Regions from separate parts of the Mus musculus genome. Here region 1 is linked to region 2. Evidence: chromatin loops called from intact Hi-C (ENCODE). Cell type or tissue: gastrocnemius. All regions are shown on one strand. Links, peaks and the distances in the headings refer to the core of each region. The heading gives the core; the rest is flanking DNA.

Region 1 (5,383 bases), core at 105-5,104, 97 kb after region 2:
AAGTGCGACAGGAGACTTGGGCTGCAAGCCCCAGTGCCTGAGGTCCTATTGTGCAACCACAGGAGCTACCCAGTGCCTCCAAGCCTGACCCTTTATCTCCTCTCAGGAACGGAGCTGTCTCTGCTTCTTTTTCCAGGACTGAGTTCAGGGAAGTGACCTTTGCAAACAGATTTCAGAGTAGACATGAATGAATAGACTTTTCCTGAAGTCTCCTAAACAGTCTGGGGGGTGATGAATTTCCCAGGCAAAGAAGTTGATTTCCATAAAAACCAACAAGAGCATCTGTGGACCTGGTGATTCAAATAGCCCACTAATCATTCAGGCATTTAAAAGACATTCAGGAGCACTTACTCTGATAGAACTCCCAAATTAGGCACTAGGGATGTGTCCATAACAAGCAAGGCCACAACCATCCCCTCTGTTTTGCTGAGGATTAAAGTAACTCAAGACAGGATATCCCAAAGAGCCCAGTGTAACAGAGCTGACTATAGCATGGTAGTAACTATACAGATCCAAATGTTCAACTGAGATTCCTGCTCTCAACCCCAGAGCTGAGCGGTGCAGACAGAGGAGCAAGTATAAATGCAAGGCTGGGCAGATGGGACCAGAGAAGATGCTGTGCCCACATTTTCCATTGGGACTTCTGTACTTGTTCACCCTTGCTTGAGATGCTCTTGCCTAGTATGTGGGTTAGCTCAGCCTTGTCTCTCAGATAATCAGGCTATCCATTATTGTGTTGGAGGAGACAGGGATGATTTATGACGAAAACATTTATGAAAGTGACATGGTGATAGGAGGGGGAGACAAGAACAATGGGGACTGAATAACTATAAACTCCAAGGAAGGCAGAAGCCTAGAACAGACCACATTGGACCAGGGAAGCTAGATCTCCCTGGGCCCACTTCTGCCTGTCTCTGGCTTGAGAAGGTAACAAGATGAGTTGCTTTAGACGTCACAGATAGACGATGCTCACAAGAGGGTAACCTGTGTACTCAATGATAGGCAACCTAGTGCCAGGCCTGTATCATCATAGCTCAGGGCCGAGTAGGGAAGCCAGAACTAGCAGAATTCTATTCCCCTCCCAGCGCCTGTGGGGCAGCAAGATCCCCCCTCAAAAACCAGGTCCCCTCACCCATCTCCAGCACAGGCCCCAAAGATCCTCCAACTACCAAATCCATTTCGCAAAGTAACCCAAGGCTCTTTCAATTGTTTCTCTCCCATGAAATATGATGTAATAACTACTATGAAAAGGGCTTTTCTAGCTTCTATATTCCTAATCATTCTGCAGCTGTCAGGCCGTTATGCTTCCTAGAGGACACCCTTACAATCACAATGCGATGATCTGAAAAGCAGCAGTACCCATGTAGCACAGACAAGAATCGCCAGACGCTGGGATTCAACAGCCTGCCTTTTTGTGTCTCATAAAAAAAAAAAAAGAAAGACTGGGCTTAGGCTATGCATGATTCCTATCAAATAAGGAAACAGAGGTGGGGAGAATTAAACACCCCAAGGCACACCCAAGCTAACTGAATCAGAAGCTCACCTGAATTCATGTCAGGAAGATTCGGGTGTCACTGTCCCCTCCCAGTACATCATGGTACCATGATCAAAAACTAAAGGTGCTGAAGATGTTTGCAAAGACATGGTGCTAAGTAGATGGAGACAGGGCTCTTCCAGTTTCAGATTTATCCTGTCCCAGATTTATTGACATACAAAGCCATCCTATGAGTTAACTCAGTGCCATATATAGTACATGGTGTAGATAGAGATGTAGAGATGGAAAGACCCATATACTTTCTAGATGAAAAAGGCTAAGCTATCAAAAGCTGAGGAGACTTGCTATCTGGCAAGTAAAAGCAGAGCTGGTATTCAAAAAAAAATTTTTTTTTACCCTCTATTATAGTGTCCTACCTATGACAACAAAAAGAAAGAACAAAAGGAGAGAGAGAGAGAAACCAGCCCCCAACAACAAACCATGTTTTGCTTTCAAACCCTTAAGCCTCACCCTGAGCTCCTGGCAGGAAGAAGAGAGGACAGGGTGGAACAGAGTGGAGCTCAGCCAGGAGTTCAGCAAAGTGGGCCTGACAGGGACAGGAAATCCGGGCGCAGATCATCCAGAGCTGCAGACTAGGTCAGCCTCAGGGTCCAGGGCAGACTAAGAGCCAAGAAGAAAAGATGGGCTACTGCCAGGCTGGCCTTACTCTGTTCCTGAAAGTGTACCCTCCATAATCAGGCCAACTGTGCAAGAAAAATCCCCACTATAGTGAGTCACAGAAGGTGCCCAGGAAAGAACCATCTAGCACTGTAGGTAGCATGGCTCAAACTCTGCAGCCCTACCAGACCTGGTCAGGCTGCTACATGGCACAAAACAGTCCTTCATTTAATCTTGTTTTAGGTATGTACAGATTTTTCCAGTAATCAACTGTGAGCCACTTCTGCTCCAGGGCCAGTATCAGTGGTTCTCCTGTCTGGAAGAGCTCACGACGGATGGCAGCTGGCCCACAGTCAAGAAAACCCTCCATGGTGCAAGACAGATGTCAAAAGGAAGGCAAATGCCAGGGAAGCTAAGCCACAGTATCTTGTACCAGCACACAACCCAGGACTGGTTGTTTGCACATATTGGATGCTCAAGACAATTGGAAAGACCCCAGCAGCTGAGAAAGGTAAAGGACCTGTCAAGACATGGCTAGGATGAGGAAGCCACTTGAGTAACACACCCACTGCAATGGAGCCTCCGGCATTGTGGGCACACCTCTGACTCACTGAGGCCACCGGATACACAAGGGAAGCCATTCCACCTGGAGTGTCATTCTACTGCTTGGAAGATTCCACAGAAACCACAGCTTGCAGCCCTCAGGGCTTCCTGACTCTTGTCACCATGGAAACAGACAGGGAAACCCGAGCTGGAACACAAAGCCACACTGATTCCCCATTCACCACTTGCTTCCTGCACTTAGAAGTGGCTCCTGAAGGATCTGTCCTACCCCAGAGCAATGGATTGATTCACGTCTCGGAAAAGCTTCTCCAGGATCGGTGCTTGTGAGCGAGCATGCCCTTTGGTTTTGACATTGTACCGCTCAGGCTGGGTATCTACCTGAAAGCTCCTCTCTAAGCCTTGGGCATTCCCTGGGCCAGAAGAGGATGCTTCCCCTGGCAGGCAGCCCAAAAACTAGGGATCCCTACAGATGGCTTAACCAACAAGTTCAGGGAACCAAAAAGTCTGGCCATGTTTTAGTATTGACGTGTTTCAGATGTAGAGAGTATAGCTTCCAGTCTCACTATCCCTGGTTGTCTTCCTTGTATACTTCTCGCCATTCGAATATGGTTCCAACAATTGGTCTAGAGAGTCCATTTGTGGGCTTCAGGTCAAGAACAAGATCAGGGAATGTATCCAAGGCCCTAGTCACCTGTCATTCTCATTACTGGTTCTCTAGATGAGCCCCACCCCACAACAGCTCTTCTGCCCCACCCCCACCCCCCTATCCCCAGGTGCCTCTTTGTTCCACACTCCAGCTGCTGAAATAGTGAACTGCCCGTCCCATTGTCTTTCCCATTCTGGGCTTTCTTTTACTGATGCTTGCCCCACCAACATCTAGCACTGCAAGCAGACAAAATAAATACTTAATAAACATTTGCGAGGACAGATGATTTCAGGATCTAAGCCCCGCTTCCTCCAACCCTAACATTCATATCTAGGATTCTTAAAGAATAATTAAGAGCTATGTCTGGAGCCCAGAGAAACTTCAAACAGATTGGACTTTTCCATTGGCTAGAGAAAACCCCACAAGGACTGGAAAAAGCACATTTGGAAAATGTTTCTATCCACTGCCTTCTATATCTGTTCAACACAGACAGGGATTTTTCTTATAATATGCATCTTCTTGGGTGTGAGGGACTATTGATACATCCATTTCACCAACTGTCACTCATTATATAATTAAAATGCTAAGTCCATATCATACAGTGCTGTGAAAGAAACAGAAGCCACCCATGGAGTAACAGGACTGCCTGTGGTTTTGCTTAATTGGTGGTACCATCCATAAATGTCAAAACTGCTTGGAAATCTGAGCTTCAGGTAGACACTGGGTGCTGGCTCCACTAAGTGTACACCTGTCTAACTGTGTCACAAGAGTCTTTCTAGGGAGTTGGGTTTGAGAGGCAGTATCTTACACATATGACATAAAGGACAGAACCTGAAGCTGCCATTATGTTTCACAGGGAAGACTTTACAGCTAGCTTCCCTGGCTTCAAAGCTTGCAGAAACCTGGCTGGAAAATAATGGGCCTCAACTTCCTTACCTGCAGATGTACAAAGTCTCTACTAGGTGGTTTTAAGTTTCATCAATTCACACATCGACAGACAGTATGAGCCAACAAGATGGTTCAGTGGTTAAGGCACTTTCTGCCAAGTCTAATGAATTGAGTTCAATCCCAAGAATCTGCATGGTATTAGGAGAGCACCGACTCCTACAAACTGTCCTCTGACTTCCATGCATGTGCCTCAGTATCCATGTGCCTGAATGCATACATGTGCACACTTGCATGCATGCACACACACACTCAGTAAACAAACAAACAAACAAACAAATAAAAGAGTAACTAAATTGAAATGAGTTGATTTAAGCACGGTAGTTAGGATAGAGTCATTCTGATCCATGTGGATCCTATAAAAACAAGACACTGGCTTCATTGGCATAATAGCCTCTAGAAGTGCCTAGCACATAACTGGTGCTTAACAAGTGTTCCTTGAATGAACAGGTGAGTCTCCAAGTTTCAGATTTATAAAGTGCAATCCCATAGACAGTGGCTGGAAGCAGGGATGGCATTGGCATCTTTCAGATCAGCCAGTGCAATAGGCTCAGTCCTGGGGGCTTTCCATACACCATCCCTAATTAATTACAGAGAAGACTAAGGAGGCAGAGGCATAAAGATCATTGCAGATTGGAGGCAAGCCAAGGTTACATAGCAAAACCCTTTTGGGGATGGGGGATGTTCAAAGTGCAGGAAAGATGGTTCAAAACTTAAGAGCACTTACTATTTTTGCAGAGGACCCATTTCGGTTTCTAGAACTCACTTGGGTTGCTCACAACCACCTGTAACTCTAGTTCCACTGGATCCAGTGTCCTCTCCTGGTCTCAGGGGATACACAAACACGTGTGGCAAAAACACATACACACACACACATACACACAGAGACAGACACTGGCACAGACATAGGCACACACACACACACACACACACACACACACAGGCACAGACAGGCACACACACACACACACACAAATAAAAATAAAAATAAGACTTATGAAAAATGAGAGAGGAAGCTGAGATCATAGGACAAAGTGGAAGAATTTAGTTTCTCACCACTGTGCCAACTTCCTACT
Region 2 (5,383 bases), core at 259-5,258:
AATATGGTTTAAACAGATGTCGATGCTAGGTGGCCAGCTAGAAGGTAGCCAACTACAAGGGGGCTTGAAGTAATTAAAGCTTTGGCTTTTGCAGGCAGCTAAGCCTAAATGTGAATTGTACCTGGGCTTGTGATCTTGGGCAAATTACTTGAACTCTCTGAAGTGTGTGTGGGGGGGGGGGGGAGGGTGTCTGTGTCTGTGTGTCTATGTGCAGGACCTGAACTCAGGTCACTAGACTTGACATCAAATATATGGGGGTGGGGGGAGGAAAGGCGAGGAGAGGAAAAGAATGACAACGAGAGGAAAGGGAGATAAAGGATAGGAGAGCAATAGAGACAGAAGCAGAGACAGAGACAGACAAGAGACAGAATAGAGACAGACAGAGAGAGAAAAAAGGAAAGTAGAAAAGGAGGAAGATAGATGGTTGCCGGCTCCTTGCCTGCAGGTCCAGACAAGAGGAGAGAGATCCTGGTCCCTCCAGGGTCTCTCTGGGGCTGAGCAGATGGCAAGTATCCAGGCCCAAAAGAAACACACCAAGGAAGGAGTCTTGTCAAAGCAAAACTCAACTCTATGACATCAAACTCTCCTTTATATAAGTTCAGAACATAGGGAGGGGGTTTTGGTGGGGTAAGATGACATAGGAGGTGGGGAAGGATGACGGAGGGTATGGAGTGACTGACAGGGCCAATGGCAAAGCTCTACATCAGCAATGGCAGGGCAGAGGTGGGGCTAAACAGGTCTTGCTGAGTCACCCTGATAAGGAAGTGACTGAGACAGGTCACAAAACTAGAGCCAGGCTTAGGCTCTCCCATGAGGCCACAGAAACTAGAGGTAGGCTCAGGTTTGTCCTCAAAGCCCAAACCAGGACCAAAATAGGGCCCAACAAATGGTGAGCCCCTGGTGGTGACAGTGGATGCTTGAAGGCTGCCTGGCACCAAGACTTGCCAAGACAGCAGTAACACAGATTTTGTCAACAAAGCACATTCAGATCTCAGGCTTCAATCTACACTTCAATCTCAGGACTCAAAAGGGAACTCAGTCATAAGGAGTTAGGGATTGGCAACCTCCATCACATGGTTATTTTATTGATGAACATAAAATGAAACCTAATGAGCTGTGGTTGAATCACCATCAGATACACAGGTTTGTGAGATGCTGAAATGCCACATGGAGAAAATGTAAGCTTTAGTTAATCAAGGAAAGTGATTGATACCCTCTGTTACCCAGAGATCATTGCTTTCCACATTTAAACCTTGTTAATTGTCTTGGGATGATGGAAGAATAGATGCTATTTGGAAAGAAAACATGAAGATTGGGACTTTGAATGCAGTGGCTGTGGGCATTTATGAGGAATCCTAGTGTGTTGGTGGATCTCACTGTGATGATGTAAAATTCACCAGGCATATCTCCATGCCCTCAGAATTTTGAGCTCATCGGATAGAAGAAAGAGCTCCTTGATGAAAATGAAGGAAGTTCTAGCTTTCTTCTGTACCTGGAAGACCTGGTGATCCATGATGAAGACTGAAGGAAGTAAAAGGGGAAGGGATTTGGAGTCAGGCGGATGGGGTTCAGCTTTCCCTGCAACTTCCTGCTTCCTTTGCTCAAAATGGCCTTGGGGAATTTGTGCTTCCCTCTCTGAACTTGACCTTCATCCTTAAAAATCAAACAATGAAACACCACAAGAATCTGTGAGAGGTAAGAAAGTACTTAACTCACTTGTTTGTTCCCAAGTGCTTAACCACTCTGAAAGGTGTGAATGAAATTCATTTTGACCCCTTTAAATTCCAAGCAGGATTTTCATGAGACAGTGAACTCTAATTTAATATATTTTTCTGTCTTCTTTTTTAAAAAAAAAAAAGTCTTTACAATTTTATTCATTTGTGTGTGTGTGTGTGTGTGTGTATGTGTGTGAATTAATTACATTAATTGATTGATTGGTGGGGCGTATGTGTACCATGGCACCCTTGTGGTCAGAGGACAACTTGCAGGGATGAGTTCTCTCTTTCTATTATGAGGGTTCCTAGAATTGAACTCAGGTCACTAGTCTGGGTAGTAAATAATACAGATTCTTTATGACACATGGCAATTCTAGACAATAATAATTACCTACTGAGGCTTTCTCTATAAGTGTGGATGTTGTATATCCATTTATGTTATGTATGTCCTTAATTGCTTAGCTGCCATGTTTATATGTTGTAATAAAAATGATTTAACAGGAGGAAAGGGAGCAGGATGCATGATTAGAAAGTAAAATGAAGAGTTGGAAATATTGACTTTTTAGTGGCAGAGGTTCTAAATGATGCTGGGAACCTCTAAGCCAATGACTTTATTATCCTGTATTTTAACATCCTTACCAGGTGGGGGAAAAGTCATTAACCAGGGATGTCTATAAGAATTCTGTATGTTACTCTTTTATCTAATTTTGTGCAAGGATTTTTTTCCCTCCATGCAGCAAATCAGGCACACTGAGGAGGTGAGTCCAGGTTTCATAGGAGCCTATGGTAGCCAAGGGGCTTACAGAGCACCTACTATGAACACATTTGCCAGCAAGGGAAGGTTATGGTCAGTTAGATTGCTTAGTTATCATGAAAGACCTACCAGGATGTTGTATATTAGGTAACTGAGTCTCTTCTAACTAATGTTCAGTCTGCGAGGTCCTCCTACACAACAACACCACAGACACATTTTTAATTTTATCAGCACCATGGATTTTTGTTTGTGGAGAATTAAGACCCTTCTCTTCAACACTGAACTAGGGTAAAGAAAAGGCAAGTATGGCAACAAAGCCACAGAAATATAAAGATGGACTCGACTCGGAGACCTGGTCACATGCAAGGAAGAAAACCAGAAGATAGAACTGGGGCAGGGAGGAGGAGGAGGAGCAGGAGGAGCAAGAGGAGGAGGAGGAGAACATGCAGACAGAGCACAAGCTGAAAGGGACCTTGAGTATTTTCAAATTAAGCTTGTCTTTTTTTCCCCATAATAACAGTTACTTCATATCCTCCTAAAGTTGGCATGTTTCTCTTGGGAAGATAAATCCTTTCTGGCAAGCTGGCTGCATTCTCGCTGAAGCAGGAAGCCCTAGTCATCATCCCATTATGCAATGCTGCGTCCGGCCAGTAATTGCCTATCTGACATGCTAGCCTCCCACATTCCTGAGATGCGTCCAGCAGAGGCAGGAGATGAGATTAGCGTGTGTTAGTGTATGTTTGCAGCTAGCCACCATTGCTCTTAGTCAGTGTGTCTTTCAGTCCCTATGTGCTGAATCAGGGACAAGGATTGTGGACCGTGGAAGACCTGCTCTGTCACAAGTGTTTGTCTCTAGGTAGAAATGCTTCCCTTTGGGAAAAGATGGAATTTCAGAGAGGATTGGCTTTGTTTTAAGCATATCTACCATCTATCTATCTATCTATCTATCTATCTATCTATCTATCTATACATACATACATATATACATACATACATAATGCATATGACAGATATATAGAGATATGAGACAGAGTGAGAATTTAATGGCTACAAAGCACCCAGAAAAAAATACCACGGCTAACCACATCATTATCCCTGTGTGAGGCTGTGCAGATTCAATTACTTGGCATATAGAGCACAAATAAAAGGTTAGGAACATAGAAATTGAGTTCTGCCACATACTATCTGTGTGACTGGAACTGTTTCTTTACTTTTTCTAAGTCTCATGTGTGCATTAGACAAAATAATAAGCACTCCACCAGTTAGTGCAATATGATGAGATCATGTGTATAAAAACCCTTGGACCATGTCTGCCTGTCAATACGTGCTGTTTATGTTTCCTGGATATATGTCAAGCATAGGTCAGGCTTTGTATTCCCAATCCTTCCCTCTCAGCCCCCAGCACAGCAGTGTTCTATGAGCACCCCTTCCAAGCAGAGACTGTGGGAAATAATTCTGTATCTCTAGCTTACCAAAGGGCTGGAGACACAGACAATCAGTGCATTTGTGCTAAATATTGATGGGAGGGAAGACAACGGGATGAGAGTGAAATACAGGGAAAAAGAGAGAAGGAGATGAAAATAGGAAGGTGAAAAGAAGGGGAGGGAAGGGGAAAGGAAAGATCGGAAGTAAAGAAGAGAGAAGAGGCAACGATAGAGGGAGGGAGGGACAGAGAGAGGGTGAGGGAATGAAGAAATGGACAGAGGAAGGAAAAGGAGAAGGGGAGGAAGGTAGTAGGGGAGGACAGAAGACTCAGAAGGATGGGGAGAAAGACAAAGAGACTTTAAGACTTCCAAAGTCAGTCAAGCCAGAGGGAGAATAAAGATCTTAATTTTTGTCTCCTGATTCTCCCCCAAAGAGTTGGTGTGTTGGCCCATTCTTCTTACCAGCTGAGTTTCTTCACTGGACCTTGTGTACCATTCTGTTTCTCCCCCCATGCTTTTACTTGCATGACTTCCACATCTATGGAGTTCTTCATCCCCATCCCTGTCTCTTCAAGTCCCTGCATCCATCAGTATTGTACATATCTTCTTTCTGGGTGCCTTTCTTGACCCAGTAGGCTATGTCATCACTAAGTTCAATCATTCTCCCTTTCTGCCTATTTCATGTCTGAATGTGCCTGCCCAAGTAATGTGCCATTACTGTGTGCGCCTCATAGCCAGAGTTCTTAAACATAATCTCCTGGTACAGACCATCCCCTCACTCTTGGGACTCAGACTCCTTATCTCTTGGTAGTTCAGACTGTGGACCTTTGACAACTGTCAAGGCATCCTGATGTTTGTCCAGATGTATACAAAGTGTATACCTGCACCGAGATATGACACTTGAAGATGTATCTTTCACAAATCAAATAGGGCACATTTTAAACCCTGCCTAACTTTACATTTGCTGTTTTGTTCTGTTCTTATCCTTCAGCTCCAGCCTTAGAAAAGAGCATTTCTGCCATTGCACTGTGTCTTAGAACCACTCTAACTTCACATTGCAAACTGTATGGCCAGAAACAATGAAATACATACATCCACCCTGGAGGTTAGAGTATGAAATCACAATGGCTTTGAGGCTGTTGTCTCTCTGAACTCCTCTAGGGAAGATTTCCTTGATTCTTCTGTTGGTTTTCTAGACATTTTGGCATCCACATTGCCTGCCACCCTGTCTGCACATTTGTCCCTTGGCACTCTATCCCCATGTGGCTCCTTTTTTTTTTTTTAATAAGGACACCAGTCACATTAAATGAAGAATCCTCCCCAGTCCAGAGTGACATCATATGCTTTAATTATACCTGCATCAGCCCAACTTCCAAATAAGGTCACATTCTGTTGTGCCCTCAGCTGACATGTCTTCTTTTTAAAGGCCGAATCATCTGGTGGATAACACTATATTGTACATACAAGCTAAGAAACTCAAGTGGTAGAGA

What was found. A loop is a pair of places that touch in the nucleus more often than their neighbours do. Peaks named below come from ENCODE experiments on the same cell type or tissue, not always from the same donor. Only the 100,000 strongest peaks of a DNase experiment are listed, where the experiment ranks them.
Region 1: a loop joins it to region 2, with 2.4 times the contacts of the local background. A loop is called at or near these places in 6 of 42 quality-filtered maps.

Annotation. Positions count from the first base shown.
Region 1 is chr12:15,798,289-15,803,671 of GRCm38, forward strand. All of the region lies in intron 2 of Trib2 (tribbles pseudokinase 2), which reads right to left. It overlaps Mir6387 (microRNA 6387), which reads right to left and starts at 2,813; the gene lies at 2,706-2,813. In gastrocnemius, for the core only: no CTCF peak of the experiment used is centred there; DNase peaks (open chromatin) are centred at 2,128, 2,509, 2,873 and 3,137; H3K4me3 peaks cover 1,321 bases; H3K27ac peaks cover 4,681 bases.
Region 2 is chr12:15,701,585-15,706,967 of GRCm38, forward strand. It overlaps Gm40287 (a long non-coding RNA gene), which reads left to right. Exons shown (of 6, transcript XR_872503.1): 2 at 1,421-1,695. Among named protein-coding and RNA genes, the nearest start is that of Mir6387, 97 kb to the right of the region's middle. In gastrocnemius, for the core only: no CTCF peak of the experiment used is centred there; a DNase peak (open chromatin) is centred at 3,120; H3K4me3 peaks cover 351 bases; H3K27ac peaks cover 1,319 bases.